2 separate regions of the Homo sapiens genome follow, and region 2 is linked to region 1. Evidence: chromatin loops called from intact Hi-C (ENCODE). Cell type or tissue: CD4-positive, alpha-beta T cell. All regions are shown on one strand.

Evidence for each region. Peaks named below come from ENCODE experiments on the same cell type or tissue, not always from the same donor. Only the 100,000 strongest peaks of a DNase experiment are listed, where the experiment ranks them.
Region 2: a loop joins it to region 1, with 11 times the contacts of the local background. A loop is called at or near these places in 25 of 110 quality-filtered maps.

The regions. Positions count from the first base shown.
Region 1 is chr17:39,977,355-39,985,354 of GRCh38, reverse strand. GSDMA (gasdermin A) reads right to left here. Exons shown (of 12, transcript NM_178171.5): 12 at 7,587-8,000. It overlaps PSMD3 (proteasome 26S subunit, non-ATPase 3), which reads right to left and starts at 4,548. Exons shown (of 12, transcript NM_002809.4): 1 at 4,165-4,548; 2 at 871-1,061. The coding sequence starts at 4,384. RefSeq lists a silencer at 4,208-4,257 and enhancers at 3,660-4,637, 4,438-4,717, 4,938-5,117, 5,539-6,738. In CD4-positive, alpha-beta T cell, CTCF peaks have their summits at 4,522 and 4,736; DNase peaks (open chromatin) are centred at 4,684 and 5,294; H3K4me3 peaks cover 2,468 bases; H3K27ac peaks cover 1,493 bases.
Region 2 is chr17:39,617,633-39,625,632 of GRCh38, reverse strand. LOC124903997 (a long non-coding RNA gene) reads right to left here and starts at 3,791. Exons shown (of 2, transcript XR_007065748.1): 1 at 3,737-3,791; 2 at 2,473-3,557. RefSeq lists enhancers at 2,952-3,241, 6,229-6,729, 6,730-7,230, 6,898-7,401 and silencers at 7,463-7,602, 7,683-7,782. In CD4-positive, alpha-beta T cell, CTCF peaks have their summits at 1,796, 2,007 (motif pointing right), 3,327 and 3,533 (motif pointing left); DNase peaks (open chromatin) are centred at 2,052, 3,492, 7,552, 7,732 and 1 weaker place; H3K4me3 peaks cover 1,570 bases; H3K27me3 peaks cover 684 bases.

The DNA.
Region 1 (8,000 bases):
AATGAAGAAAACGAGGCACAGCAAAATGAAGTCACTCGCCCAAGTCCCACAGGTACTAACTGTCAGGGTTTGGATTCAAATTCAACTCTACCTCTAAAATCTGTGGGGTTTTTTTTGTTTTGTTTTGAGGTAGGGGGGTCACCCTGTCACCTAGGCTAGAGTGCAGTGGTGCAATCTTGGTTCACTGCAATCTCCACCTCCTGCATTCAAGTGATCCTCCTGCCTCAGCCTCCCGAGTAGCTGGGACTACAGGCAGGTGCCACCATGCCTGGCTAATTTTTGTACTTTTTGCAGAGACAGGGTCTCACCATGTCGCCCAGGCTGGTCTCAAACTCCTGGGCGGGCAGATTGTTTGAATCCAGGCTGGACTCAAACGATCTGCTCGCCTCAGCCTCCCAAAGTGCTGGGATGACGATGTTAGCCACTGTGCCCGCCTCAGCCTCCCAAAGTGCTGGGAAGACAGGTGTGAGCCACTGTGCCTGGCCCTGACAGCTGTGCTCCTCCTAACCACTGTTCTCTACCTCCTCCATGGTGAAGCTTCAGAAGAAAGAGGCAGCAGCACCTTCTCTCTCCTAGAACAACAGAGAGGTCACCCAACGCAACCTCAACTGGAGTAGGGGGTACAGGTTGCAGGGTAGTGGGAAATGAGTTTGGCTGGGAGGGTCCTGATCCCCTGACTTTGAAGAATGACACTACAGGGCAGTGGACGGTTCCCTTGTCACTGTGCAGATGAGTATTCAAATGGACTGCTTTGGCTTCTCTCCTCATGCTACCACAGGTAATAAGATGGGACTTTAGGATGGAAAACAATGCTGTTCCTGGGGATCTGAGGCCAGGCCTGCACCCTTTAAGTTGGCCTGACTCACTCACCTCTTCCAGGAAGGGGAGCAAAAAGTCTCGAGTGGCATTATTTGAAGTGAAGAAGCCCTGCACAGCCTTATACAGAACATAGTGGTTGAGGCGGCGTGATGTGGAAGGCAGCATCCGCAGGGCCCGCAGCACGAATCTCGGCTCCTTGCCTGAAACCGCTTTCTCTAGCTGTTTCACGTGCTCCTTGATGTCTGAAGAAGAGCAGAGAAGAAAATGATGTCACTTTCACTCCTAGTCCCCCACCACTCCAGGCAAGGAGTTCTTTTTTTTTTTTTTTTTTTTTTTGAGACGGAGTCTCACTCTGTCGCCCAGGCCGGAGTGCAGTGGTGTGATCTCGGCTCACTGCAAGCTCTGCCTGCTGGGTTCACACCATTCTCCTGCCTCAGCCTCCCGAGTAGCTGGGACTACAGGCACCCGCCACCACGCCTGGCTAAATTTTTTGTATTTTTAGTAGAGACGGGGTTTCACCGTGTTAGCCAGGATGGTCTCGATCTCCTGACCTCGTGATCTGCCCGCCTTGGCCTCCCAAAGTGCTGGGATTATAGGCGTGAGCCACCGTGCCGGCCAGGCAAGGAGTTCTAAGGAGCCTCTCACAGAGGGGCAAAATGCGACCACTCACCTTTTCTGCCCTAATGGGGTCCATAATATTTACAGATTCCACACACTGATTTTAAGACATAACCAAGTGGCAAGAAAAACATACAGTGGGGGTGCAGGATGGGGTAGAGGATGACAGAGGAAGAAAAGAAAAACCAATTAACTACAGAAACCTGGAGTCCAGATTTATCAGATCTTAATGGAAAAGACTTTCTAAATGTGAACAATGGGAGAAATCACATACGCACAAAAGATTAATGGGCTTGACTTCATTTAAAAAAACCCTTTTAGATAACTGTGTATACAAAAGAAAAATATTTTCAACAAATGTGATCAAAGATTCATATTTTTATTCTATAAAGAGCTTGTATAAATGGTTAAGAGATATAATGGTATAATGATTATATTGCCACAATTTCAAAACAAAAATGGAGACGAACTAACATACAAAGAGGAAAAATAGCTAACAGACAAAAATTATATTCCATTAGTATTTGAGTAATTGCAAATGGAAACATTTTTAAACTACCAAATTTGTAACATTAAAAAAATTATAGGTGGGGCACAGTGGCTCACGCCTGTAATCCCAGTACTTTGGGAGGCTGAGGAGGGCGGATCATTAAGGGTAGCAGTTGGAGACCAGCCTGGCCAACATGGTGAAACCCAGTCTCTACTAAAAATAAAAAAATTAGCCGGGCGTGGTGGTGGGTGACCGTAATCCCAGCTACTCGGGAAGCTGAGGCAGGAGAATCGCTTGAACTTGGGAGGCAGAGGTTGCAGTGAGCCGAGATCGCGCCATTGCACTCCAGCCTGGGCAACAGAGCGAGACTCCGTCTCAAAAAAAAAAAAAAATTATAGAGTACAGTGAAAACTACATTTCTCCTGGTATAATGTAAATCAGCACAGTTTTTCTGGACAATAACTATCAAAAACCTTTAAAATGTTCAGCCTTTTAAACTCAGGCATATAGGTTTTGGTGGGAATCTGTACTGAAGAAATAATTAGAAAAGTAGATTTTTTAAGTTGGGCACAAAGATGATTGCTTCAAAGCTATTTATGATAGCAAGAAACTAGAAACAGTTTAAATGCAAAGCAATAAGGGAATGCAATCAATGAGTAGTTTCTTAGGCACTTCTGTATATTCACCGATTAGCACAGGGTATCTGGGCCACACTAATGATATAAATAATAACAGCTGATATTTATGTGCTAGGCACAGTTTTAAGCATTTTAATGTTCACAACAACCCAATAAAGTACTGTACTATTACTTGTATTTATACAGATGAGGGAACTAATTCCAGAACTTGTACTCTTAACCATTATATTGGGTATTCAATAAATGTTTCTGGAATAAATTGAATGCTGATTATGTTTACGAATGTTAATGAAAACACATAAAATTCAAAATTTATATTTAGTTATGCCTTGATACAAACTGTATACATAACTTGCTCTCAATTATAGGAGAACAGCTCAAAAATTCACAAGAAAAAATGTTAACCATGTTTTTTATCCCCTGCTTTTAACTTCTCATACATTCCACAATTTCTGCAATGAATATGAATTACTTTACAAGAAGAAAATGAAGTGCCTGTAATAAACACACCCAGTAGGCAATGCTGAGTGGCACCTTTGACATTGCTGCCACTACTTTAGGTAAAAGGATCTCTATTAAATATCGATCCTGTTGCTCAACTTTACAGTAAGAGCTGATGTAGTCAACACCATCACATCCTCAAAAGCACCACCTAGGAGGATAACTTTGCTTATCTCAATGTTTTTGAGCTAGTTTCTCACGCATTTTAGTGAAAAGAAAACCTAGTAAGTAGTCTGGTCCCACTTGATCCAGAACCAGGAAAATGGCACCAGGATCACAGTGGGAAGCTCTCACTTTGCCCACTTCAAATGGAAACAGGACGCTGTAAGTGGGAAAAGTAAAACATGAACTTGGAGGAACAAGAGGACTACAGACACTCGAAACAGGAACCTCGGAGAAAAGAAATAGGAGACACCGGTATATAGGAGTTTAGGCCAAAGGTTGAGTATTACAAAACCAAACAAAGATGACACCCGAAAAGTTTTAAGTGTGTATGTACTTAAACCCTTTAGAAACAGAGGGGCAGTAAGGACCTGAAGGGAGGAGACAGCAAGGGGACTGTTGGGACACTTCAGTTAGAGAAGTAGGAAACAAGATACTAGGTCGAAATGGTTCATTCGGGGGAGTGTGCTAAAGGCAGCTAGGACAACAAAAATCTGCTGTACAGTTTTAAAACTCAGGAGTCAATATTCTAGGTCATCCTGGCCCTGTTTACACACAGACACAAACACTGGTTTCCAGCGGGAACAATCAGTCATATATTGGAGGCGCTAAAATCAGTCGGGTGGGATATAAACGGAATAGGTCAGAGGGGAGGACTTAAAAGAGGGAGTCCCCAGGCCCACTGGGACCTAGATATAGATGCAACCCCAGATATGGGGATGGAGGGGATGGGAGGGGAGTGGTTCCCAGCCTGGAGAGAAGGTTCAGTCATTGGGCCTGGAGTCGGGAGTGTCGGGGCAGTGGGAGCAGGTATCTGGGGGTGATCCCAAAGAACTGAGGGTGGTGGAGGCTGCTGTGGCTTCCCAGCAAGAAGCCAAATCACAGGGGTCGCTGTCACCCGCGATCGCGGCACGTTCCCGGCCTGGGCTGCCGTACCCTCCAAGGTGACTGTGTCCAGCTCTCGCTGGGAGTGCTCAGCCGCTGCCGCCGCCGTCTTGCCGTCTGCCTCCCCCGTCGACCCGCCACCCGTCGCTGCCTCCTCTTTCATCTCCACATCCTGGGGGGCCGGCGGCGGTGGGGGTTCTTGTTCTCCTCCGCCGGGCGGCGGTTTCGCCTTGTCCGCGCCGCGGCGCCGCGCCGAGCCCTCCTGCTTCATGGCACCCGGGGTCACGGCCTAGTCCGGGGACCGAGGCCGGGGCCTCGCGTTAACCCTCGCACCGGGGACCAGGAGCCGAGCCGGGCCTGCACACGAGCGCGAGATAGCGTCGGGCCGCACGATGACGGAGCAGCTGCAAACCCCTTCCCGGCGCTGGGCCTTCTGGGAAACGCCAGGCCCGGCAGGCCGATGGCCGAGTCAACAAAGGGGAAATAAATCCACAGCCGAGGTGCAGGATGAAGGAGGAGCTTCGAGGAAGGAGCGGGGAGGAGCCTTTATGGGTTCGTGGGGCTTTCTTTCGAGCGCTTAAGTGTGATGCTTTTATGTTCCTCTCGAGTGCATTTCTGTGGGCGTCCACGAGAGGTCCCCTCAGGCTCCAATCTGGGTTACAAAGGACTTTAAGAGCGCCTCAACCAGCGTGGAGTGGGTACAGCCTATCCGAGCGCGGGACGAGATGACGTCACGAGTTGCCGGGCGGGTTTTGCGCCCAAGTTCGCTCAATTTTCCCCGGTCGCGGCGGGGTCTCCTTCCAGATCCGCTGGGCTTGTGCTCAACGGCTGCCGGGCGCATCCGGCAGGAGGGAAGGAAAGAAGGCTGTGAAGGAGGGACGTGAAGCTAGGGCTGTTGGCCTTAAAATAAACCGAACTGGAGAGTAGGAAGAACCCTATGGGATCCGGACTTCCTTGGTTAGATTTGAGTTTAGTGCTGAACATAAGGCATACAATTTCTGCAGGCTGGGAGTGCCGATAGGTAGGAGCGTGCATTTGCGTAGAATCACTCCAGTTTAACAAAATATAGGGGTCCACCCTATGTACGGCCCACGGTTAGCAAATAGGGGGGTGAAAAACAGCTCAAGAATGTAGTATACGGGGGAGTCAGATGGTTAGATAAGCAGACACTGTGCTCTGGGCTGCGGTGGATTGGGAGTGTTGAGGAAAGAGGGTGGGAGCCCCTACTGGCAGACGCTTTAGGGAGCCCATTGAGAGGGCTTTTATACATCCAGACAGACATTGTGAAATGGGGAACAGAATAATGGTGTGCCTAAGGAGAGAATGATGGTTTACTTAGTGGTGTACCTAAGGGGAAGCAAATTGGACAAGAAACCCTACCCACTTATTTTTCAAAGGACTGCCCCACTGGTTCTGCAGGGAAGGTGAAACAAGGTGAAGGATATAGCTCCCAATTTCTTAGAACACACAACAAAAACTCTCTCCCTACCTTGAAACTTTTCTCTCTCCCATAAGTGGAAGTCCTGAGTTTTAGACCTTTCACGGACCCTACAAGACAATCTAGCCCTGTTGTAAGGACCTAGAAGGCAGGAAATATGTTTTGACCTCCTCCTTTGCATATATAAAGGGTATCCTGCATATCTTTTGCATCCTCTTTCATAGGATTGCAGGATGTTCCTTGCGTTAAACAGCCACTCGCTAACTGGAAAGATATGTGCTCTAGTTTTAGGGAACATGCCTTGACCAGTTCCTCCTCAACTGTCCTCTCACCCTCCAGGGCTGGGGGGTGGATAACAGGACTTTTGAATCATCATTGGAATAAACTCATTAGAACCTCTTCATAACACCATATCTGCAACTGAAGGTGGGCGAGAATGGTAAGGAAGAAAACAGATGAGTTATGTTCATCCTTAACAATCAAAGGAGTTACTCTTCTAGATAGTTAGGGTGTTAGCTCATCTCTCTATTAAGTTTACATCACAAGGAGAAAACAACCAAGTCAGCAGATAACAACCCAGTATATCCATGAGCAATAGAGTGAGGCTTTGGAAGGTGCTCAGGATCAGGGAGGCTGGCGGCATAACACAAAGCTTCTGGCAGTTGGTCATGAATTCTTGGTGGATGAGGGAACCAGGCTGGGCAGGGGGTGACTAAGACACTGGGGGAGAGTCTGACTCCACGGACCAAAATCCTTAGAGAAATTCTTCCACTCATAAAACTTTTTTTTTTTTTTAAACGGAATCTCGTTCTGTTGGCCAGGCTAGGGAGTACAGTGTCGTGATCTTGGCTCACTGCAACCTCCCCCTCTGGGGTTCAAGCGATTCTCCTGCCTCCTTCTCCTGAGTAGCTGGGACTACAGGTGCGAGCCACCATGTCCAGCTAATTTTTAATTTTTTTTTTTTTAATTTTTAGTAGAGACAGGGCTTCACTATGTTGATTAGGCTGGTCTTGAACTCCTGACCTCAGGTGATCCTCCTGCCTCGGCCTTGCAAAGTGCTGGGATTACAGACATGTACTGCACTCATAGAACTACTTTTTTAAAAATTATTTTTATTTTTTGAGACAGGATCTCGCTCCATCACCCAAGCTGGAGTGCAGTGGTGCTATCTTGGCTAACTGCAGCCTCAGCCTCCCAGGCTCAAGTGATCCTCTAACCTCAGCCTCCCGAGTAGCTGGGACCACAGACACATGCCACCATGCCTGGCTAATTTTTGGTATATTTTGTAGAGATAGGGTTTCGCCCTGTTGCCCAGGCTGGTCTTGAACTCCTGGATTCAAGCGATCTGCCCACATTAGCCTCCCAAAGTGCTGGGATTACAGGCGTGAGCTACGGTGTCCGGTCCTGATACTGCTTTAAAAGAGGTTGGTGAAAGATGTTCAAACCCAGCTTTTAGGCAGAGGAGGATGATATAAACCCAGCGGTTTGATGAGATTGTAATATCCATATTAGTAGTAATATGCCAAGCCTACCCACACTACTTCCTCCTACAAGAACCCTAAATTTCAGGGCAGAACAGAGAAAGGTGAAATAATATCACAATTTAGTTTTTAAAGTTTTGGGTTAGTCTTATTCTTGGGTCCCCCTTTTTTTTAAAGGCCCATCTGCATTTTCTGTTCAATAAATTTGAAATCTGTCTTATTTTTGTTTCGGGCTTCTACTATATATCTCTCGGTCTTTCCCTCAACCCAGAGCTAGGGGACTCCCAAATGCTCTTCTTTGAAGACAAACTGCTTTGATATCTTCTCACTTGAGACTCTAGATTCCATTAAAGAAAACTAATTGAACAGAAAAAAAAATCTGGATTCCACATTCTATACCCTCTGAGCATTTTCCAGTTTGCCTGAGGACAGTACAGCATCATATTCATGTACATATGATTTATATGCAGTATGATAACAATTTCTTTTTCTGGCACAAATTAAGAATTTCTGTATGATAAATTCTTTAAAGAAAAACACCAAAAGACATATCATTCCTAAGATTGACATAATATTTTCCATTAATTCCAGTAAAGCTTGTTTTTTGGGGAAGTATAAGTAGGAGGGATTAGGATAGGAAATTAATTAATCTTCTTTTTTTCTCAGTTTTGCTGAAACGGCTCATAGTTTTAAAAGTCTGAGTGCTTCTACTCCTAGAATATTTAAGCACAGGCCGGGCACGGTGGCTCACGCCTGTAATCCCAGCACTTTGGGAGGCCGAGGCGGGCAGATCACTTGAGGCCAGGAGTTCGAGACCAACCTGGGCAACATGGTGAAACCCCGTCTCTACTAAAAATACAAAAATTAGCTGGGTGTCGTGGCACGTGCCTGTAATTCCAGCTGCTCGAGAGGCTGAGGCAGGAGAATTGCTTGAACCTGGGAGGCGGAGGTTGCAGTGAGCCAAGATC
Region 2 (8,000 bases), 360 kb after region 1:
GCCCACTCTGGGGGTGAGGGAAAGGGTGGCAGGAGGTCCAGAGTGTTGCTCATAGGAGTGGGATGTCCTGGCCATCCAGCTCCACATCAGCCCACCCCAGGCCTGGCTCAAGTCCCTGTATGTTTGTTGACTTATATACTTGTTGGGAAACAGCTGGATGATAAGTTGTTGGCCCAGGGGTGTAGGCATCTCTGGCAGCCCCTAGGCTTGGCCCAGAACCTCTGTCGAAGATGGGGTGTGGTGGGGAGTGGCAAAGACCTGTTTGGCAGTGCCTTCGGAGGGTAAATAAGGAGGTCCTGAAAGGAAGAAGGGGTATGGGAAGGGCATGGCCCAGGCAGTGGCCCGGACAGCCACTGGGTGGGCAGAGGTGGGGAAGGGGCTTGTGGCTTCCAGTGCTGGCAGTGTGGGGAAGGATCGTGGGGATGAAGGGGACAGAGGATAGCTGGGAGGGTGATGAGAGGGTGGAGACAGGGAGGCATCAGCACCAGTTGCACCTCAGAGCCCATAGGAGCTGAAAAGGCCTCAGGGAACATGGCAGCTGAGCCCCATTTGAGCAGGAGGGCTTATTTACGGAGGCTCTGCTGAACTTATTGGAGCTCTGGGAGACCCCAGATCAGGAAACATTCCCCGGATCCCAGGCTGGGGCAGCTGAGAAGGGAGATGAGGGCAGAGAAGCCTCCCTCTCAGCTAGGCCTGGAAGATGAGGTCTTTGGGAGCGGAGGGAGGGTTTTTGCCCATCTCCCCCAGCCTGTGGCCAGGCTGGCATCTAAATCCTGGGGCCAAGAAGGGTGGGGAAGACTGGCTGACAGAGGGACAGACATGAAGGAGGAGGAAGAGACTGCACAGAGACAGGACGTGAGAGAGAGATTGGGGGGAGAGAGGAGAAAGCAAAGAGAGACAGAAAACATGGTTGAGAGATGGAGAGACAAAGGGAGGCAGAGAGAGAGACAGCGAACCTCACAACAGAGAAAGGCAGAAGACAGAGATGGAGAGAGAGTAAAAATAGCTCAGCATTAAGATAATTGCAGCTCGCAGCTCTGCCCTCCGTTAGGAATTAAATGAGGTTTTATTACTTTGATTTTTCTCTCCTGGATCCTACGCGACTTCTCAAGAACTTGGGGAAAAGTTTTTCAGGTGGGCGGCCAGGTGGTGGGGGCTGTGTGGGCGACAGAGGAGGAAGGGAATGGGACTCCTGAGAGCTGGAGGAGGGGTGGGCAGGGGCAAGGAGTGGGGAGGGGCTGCTGGGGACAGTGGAGTCCGGCAGGGGCTGGGGGAGATGGCTAGGACCAGGCACAGGGTGGGGGTGGGAGGGCACTGAGAAGCAAGGGGCCAGGGTGCCCTGCATTCACTTTGACTTAGAATTAATCATATGCAAATAAGATGTAAAAATAATATGCCACTCCTTGGTTATTATTCTTGGGTTAGAAGCACAGGCGGTTGGGTCCAAGGAACAAATTCAAGACCTCATTTGACGTAACTCTGATTGAACTGTGGGTCTCTCTGCTTGGACTGACAGAAAAAGTTGACGGTAGGGTGTCTATTAATGTACCATAGGTCTGAGCACACTATTTTGAGGCGTTTCTTTCCCATCATGTATCTTCACGCCATTGCTGGATGCCTGCCGCGGGGCCTGGCGTGCAGGAGGCCCTGCATTCACCTTTGGAGGGAAAATCTGGGAGGGTGGTGTGAGGCCTTTGCCCTCTTCCCCGGATGGGGGGAGAAGGGACACTGGGATCTGTCCCTCCCTCCTCCCAAGCAAGATGTGTTTACCTGGACAGAACATCAACTGGGAAGTCCCAGCCCTGGGTAGAATTTCAGATCTGTAATTTACTGTGTGAAATTGGACACATTTCTTAGCTACTCTCTGTGCCTCAGTTTCCTTATGCTTCAGAGCCCACCTCACATGGTGGCTGTGACTATTCAATAGGAAGAAAAATAAAGCCCCCGCCAGGGCAGGGTTCCTGATAGCCCTTGACCGAGGTTCCCGCTTAGAGCTCTCGGGATGCGCTTCCAGAAAGAGCCGGCAGGTGGCGGAGTCGGCCAGGGTTTGGGTGGCTGCTGCAGGCACTGTGGGTCTGGAGTTGGGCATCACACCCGTGACCTTGGCACCACAGAGCTGAGCCGGAGCCGGCTGGGTTGGCATGTGGCAGCTGGAAGGGAGGCCCCGGAAGTCCCAGGAAACACCCTTAGAGGAGCCGGGGAGTGCTGGCTGGGAGCACTGGGGTGTCTTTCCCTGCCCTTGGGGGAAGGGAGAAGGGGGGACGCGGGAGGAAGAGGAATTCCAAGACCCACCTCTCTGGGGAAACCCGTGTACCCGAGAGGAGAGGGCAAGGACACCCTCAGTAGGAGCAGTGGTGGCACCAAGACAGGTGGACAACCATCTGAGACACTCATTTACACATGCACTCATTCATTCATTCACCCATCGTCCATCCCTTTGCCCATTCAGTAAATTCACATTGGGTGCTTAGGTGCTTTTTTTCAAATCAGCTTTGTTGAGTTACAGTTTGCCTACAATAAAGTGTTAAATATACATTTCAATGAGTTTTTGGAAATTTATATAGCATTTGACCACCACAATACAGATATATAATGTTTCTGTCACCCCAGAACGTTCGTTTTTGCCCCATCCAAGTCAATCTCCCTTCTCCCCTCATTGGGTGTATCGTAACTCTTAGCACACTATTTTGATACGTGTCTTTCTCACCTTTTTTTTTTTTTTTTTTTTTTTTTGGAGACAGGATCTTGCTCTGTTGCCCAGGCTGGAGTGCAGTGGCGCCATCACGGCTCACTGCAGCCTCGACCTCCTAGGCTCAAACGATCCTCCTGCCTCAGCCTTCTGTGTAGCTGGAACTACAGATGTGCACCACCACACCTGACTAATGTTTTTTTTATTATTGTTTTTTGTAGAGACAGGGTCTCACTTTGTTGCCCAGGCTGGTCTCGAACTCCTGGGCTCAAGTGATCCTTCCGCCTCAGCCTCCCAAAGGCCTGGGATTACAGGCTTGAGCCACCGTCCCTGGCCGCCATCTCTGTTTACATCATCACCGACCTGCCACAGTACCCAGAATACAGCAGGCACTGCATGACGCCGAGAGGATGGTTTGAGAAGTGAATGAATAGATGAATACATGAGTCAGAAATTGACAACGGTGACACATATGGAGCCTCTGTGCTGGGCACCGGGGCTAGGCCCTTCCTATGCACTCTCATTTAATCCTCGCTAGTATCCTTCCAATTCACAGATGAGGCTATTAGATTCAGAGAGGTTCAGCAGCTTTTGCCCAGAGTCTGGGTTCAAACGCAAACAGTCCAACTCCAGAGCCCTCCCTCTTTAACTGCTGCTTTTAACACATTCAGGATGGACGCGTGGAAGATCGCTTGCACGCACTGCAGTGGGCTCCTCTCTTTCTCTGCCCTGGACCAGGTTTCTCTCTCTCAGTCCCGCCGGTTTGGACAGTTCTCGGAAGCAGTAGAGATCGATGTGCGGAGGCTGCCCTCTGGTGGCACAAACGAGTACAGCAGTATATGTGCCCTCTGGCGCCCCCAGGTGGGAGCTGGGAAGTTGAGAAGAGAGCAAGCTGCAGCCCACAGCAGGGGTAGCCTCAGTCCCCGGCACCTGGAGACCCCCTGCTCTGGCCACTGCCTGGTGCCCCCCGAGGTGCCAGCTGAGGCTGCCCCCGAAGAATGCCAGCTGCCGGAGCCCCCCGCCTCCCACTCCCTCCACCAGCCTTACACACACTCCAATCCCGGTCCAGTCGGCTGCTTCCATTCCCTGAAGAAGAGGCCCTAAAGTTAAAACAGCTGTTAATTTATAAACCAATTTTTCCGTGACTGCTTAATAAATCGCCAGCAGCTGCTCTGCCCCGTCCTCCTGCCCAGGCACCCGGCCCCGGGGGCTGCATGGAGAAGCTCAGAGCCGCCAGCCTGCCCTTCCTGCCTTCTTCCCCCAACCTCTCCAACTTGCTCCCATTCACCCAGAAACTGGGCATCTTGCAGGGCAGGTGGGTGGGGGCAGGGGTGTGGACCCTGATGAACCCCGATTCTCTGGTCTTCAGTGGAGTGCTGAGACAGGGATGGGTTTTCTTTCCTAATGGGCTGCAGCCCAAGGGCCATCCCTCCCTAAGTCCCACAACCCCCATATCCCACCCGACTTTCAGGTCCAGAAGGTGGGTGTCAAAGGTTTCTCTAGTTTTGGGGAAATGAGGGTGTCCAGATTCCCTGGGGAAGTCCCCCTGAGCCACCAGGAGGTAAGGGGACCCTGAGATCATGGGAATCCCAGTGTTCTGTCTCAGGGTGGTCCCCCTGACAGATGCTAATAGACTGACTCCCTGACCCTGCTGTGCTCTCAAGGGTGGGCTGGCAGGGGGCAAGAGATGCTGGGATAGCATCCTGTTCTGGAGCTCCCAGTGCCCACCCGTCCTGAGGCTCCAGTGTGGAGGGATCAGGGCCACCTGAATACTCACTTTGCCCAGCTTCTGCTAGCATATAAACAGCACCATGAAAATTCACATGGGGAGGGGCCATGTGAACTGCGGGCTTGAGGCCTGTTCTTTCTCCTTGCATCTGCAAGTTCCAAAGGGACCCAGGGTGAAAGGCCACCTGCCACCATGATCCCTGACTGCTGGGCAAGGGGGTCAATCTGGCTCAGCGTGTGCAGGGTGGTGAAGCACCCCAGCTCAGAAGCTCAAGTCCCAGTTCTACCACTTAGTAGCTGTGTGACCTTGGCCACATCATTTAACCTGTCTTTCCTTCCTCGGTGTCTCCATTTATAAAACGGGGATAACAATAGAATTATGAAAACTAAGCAAGTTGATGCTCATAAGCACACAGTTTAAAAAAACAAGTGATTTATTACAAAGTGTTGCTTAGTATTATCTTCTCATCCCCCTGCTGGAGACCGAAGCTCCTGGAAAACCCAAATAGGAAACCCAAATAGCAATTCTTGAGGTGGGGGTGCCCAAGACATTTCCAGGGGCAATGGGTGGGGGGCAGGTAGGAATGCAGGGACAAATTTTTTTTTCTTTTTTTTTGAGATGGAGTCTTGCTCTTGTCGCCCAAGCTGGAGTGCAGTGGCAGTGATCTTGGCTCACCGCAACCTCCGCCTCCCAGGTTCAAGCAATTCTCCTGACTCAGCCTTCCAAGTAGCTGAGATTACAGATGCCCGCCACCACACCCGGCTAATTTTTGTATTTTTAGTAGACACAGGGTTTCACCATGTTGGCCAGGCTGGTCTCGAACTCCTGACCTCAAGTGATCTGCCCGCCTTGGCCTCCCAAAATGCTGGGATTACAGGTGGGAGCCACCGCGTCCGGCCTATCAGGGACAAAATTTTTAAAACCCAGCCAGGATTCCTGAGTTCTGTGGTCCTCACAAGGCTTTATCATTCTGGGCCCTTCTGTTCTCCCCCACCCCTCCACCCCCATCCCCACCCATCTCCCACTACACAGCCAAGGCCCTTCCTTGGCCTGTCTGGGAAAGGAAGAAAAGGCTCCATCCCACCCCAGCCCCTGGAGCTCCCACCTTTCAAGAAGCAAGTTCTCTCTACCATCTAACTGAAAGCCCTTCCATTTCTCTAGTCATCAGGGGCTACCACAACGCCCTCTTGCTCTTCCAGGAGGCAGAGATCCCAGCAGGGGCAGAGATGGGGAGGGATCAGAGGGCCTGGAGGACTCTGTTGGACTCTGCCCTCACACAAGCCAGGTGTGAGCCTGGCCTTGCTACATCTTCCCTGTGTGTTCCAGAGCAGCTTAGTCAACCTCTCTGAGCCTTGTGTTCCACATGGAGATAATTCCAGAACCTACCTTCTGGGTTGTTGCAAGGTTTGGATGGGATACTGCCCATGAAGTTCTTAGCAAAGGATGTGGTTCAGAGCAGGAGCTGCAGAAATGGTGGTGGGGAGAGGTGGTGTGCTGGAAAGAACCCACACACAGCTGGACTGTCTGGGTTCAAACTCCACTCCACTACTCACAGCTGGGTGACCTTGAGCAGGTTGCTTAACCTTCGTGTGCCCCTGTTTCTCCATCCTTAAAACGGAGACTGTAACAGAACTTGTGTCACTGGGGGGTCGTGAGGCACCTAGAGCTTGCTGAACAGTTCTCCAGCTAAATAAATGTTTGCCGAGTTAATAGTCTTGTTAGTTGCTGTCATTATCATCGGCCCCCACTAGAGCACTGACCCTCCTTAGGCTGTGCCTTATCCAGGGGCTTGTTGATGGCAGAAGGTTGGAGGCTGAGCAGAACCAGACTAGAGACCCTGGCACGGGGAATACCGGCTCAGGACAGGCCCACAGTCCCCACCTCCTTAAGGTGCCCACCTCTGGCATCCTCCTACGCCCTGGCATGAGCACAACTGGTTCTGTCTGCCTCCCCCAGTCAATGGCCCTGCAAAGCAGCCAGCCCCCTCCCTGTGCCCGGGTCCTGACTACCTCCTGGAAATAAAGCAGGGTCCCCAGGGCCCACTCAAGCCCAGGACTACTCTGCCAGGGTGCCAGCTGGTGCCCATGGGGGCGGGGCAGCGGTTTGATCGTGTGGAAGGGGAAAGCTGGAGGCACCCCCAACCTTGTGGCGCCCACCAGATATAAGAAAAGGCTGGGGCCAACCAGAACATCCTTCTAGCTTCCTTCCCCTTGGGAGAAGAGGGGTGGGAGCTAAGATTTGCCTGTCCTGTGCCTCAGTTTACTCAGCCATCCAGGAGATGGAGTCTTCATTCCTGTCTCCCAGGCTACCTGGGGCCCCAAAGCCTTGGCATTGGCCTCTCACATCTCCTAGACCTCTTTCCTTTCTTAAAGAATCCTAGTTCAGCTCCTGGTCCCCGCCCAGGTTCTCTCCTTAGAAGCCACTAAGGAGGACACTGAGCCCCAGAGGGGGAGGCAGAAGCCACCGCACGCCGGAGACGGCCCCTGCAGAATGTGAGGCCGCATCTCCAACTCCTTCTAGGGTGCCAGTCCCCGCCGGGGTCAACGGCGATCCCCACCGCTGCCCCTTCCCGCCGCCACTGGCCCTTTAAGAGCCTCTCCGCGCGCTGCCGTCCCGGATCAGCCAGAGAGACCATTAAAATTTTATGCAGAATGAAAATGGGCCAGGTCTCCAGCTTCCTCGCTCCCATCCAATGATTTATTACTCGCAAATACCACAGAACTAATTAGTATAGTAATTAATTAATACGCATTTGCATATTTGCATGTGCAATTAGTGCAGTGGAGTGATTACTGGGAGAATGAGGGGCCCCGATTGTCAGATGTGAGGGGGAAGTGGCCTGGAAAAGAGTTAGTGGGAATGAACTTTGTAGGGAGCGAGATGGCGGGGAGGGAGGGGCAAGCGCGGGCGAGGCGGGGGGCACCGGGGCACCTCGCTGGGGCACAGGGCGGCCCCGCCCGGGAGCATGGGGCAGGACTCCCCTGCGGGCCCAGGACGCAGGTCGGGGGCCGAGACCCCGGAGCCCCCGCCCCGCCCGGCGCGCGGCCCCGCCCCGCCCCCGCCGCGTGGCATGGCTCCAAGCGCGCGCCTGATTGTTATGCATTGTGTTTCTTGTAGCGAACGGAGCCGGGCGGAATGGGGCTGGCACAAGCTGTTTCCCTGCCACGCGGCGGTGGCACCTTAAAGGGGCAGCGTCCCCTTCCCGCCGCCGCGGCCGGCCCGCCCGGCCCCCGCCGACCCCACCTCCGAGCCGGGGCGACCCGCTCCCCCAAGCCCGGCTCCCCCAAGCGGGAGGCCGCGGGGAGGCCGCCCCGGGAGGGCGCGCGGTCCCATGGGGCGCGGGGCACGTGCCGAGGGAGCCCGGCGGGCAGGAAGTCAGGGCTGCGAGCCGGGATTGGGCGGCTGGGGCGCGCCGGGCGCCGTGCCAGGCGCGGGGCGGGGGTGGCGAGGAGAGAACCGGGAGCAAGCCAGGAGAAGGACAAGGAGGAGAAGGAGCGAGTGGCGGGGGCTCACCGGGCGCCAGGTGCTTGCTCCTAGGACGCCGCTGCTCCTCCTTGCAAAGATTTTGTGAGGCAGGGCTTC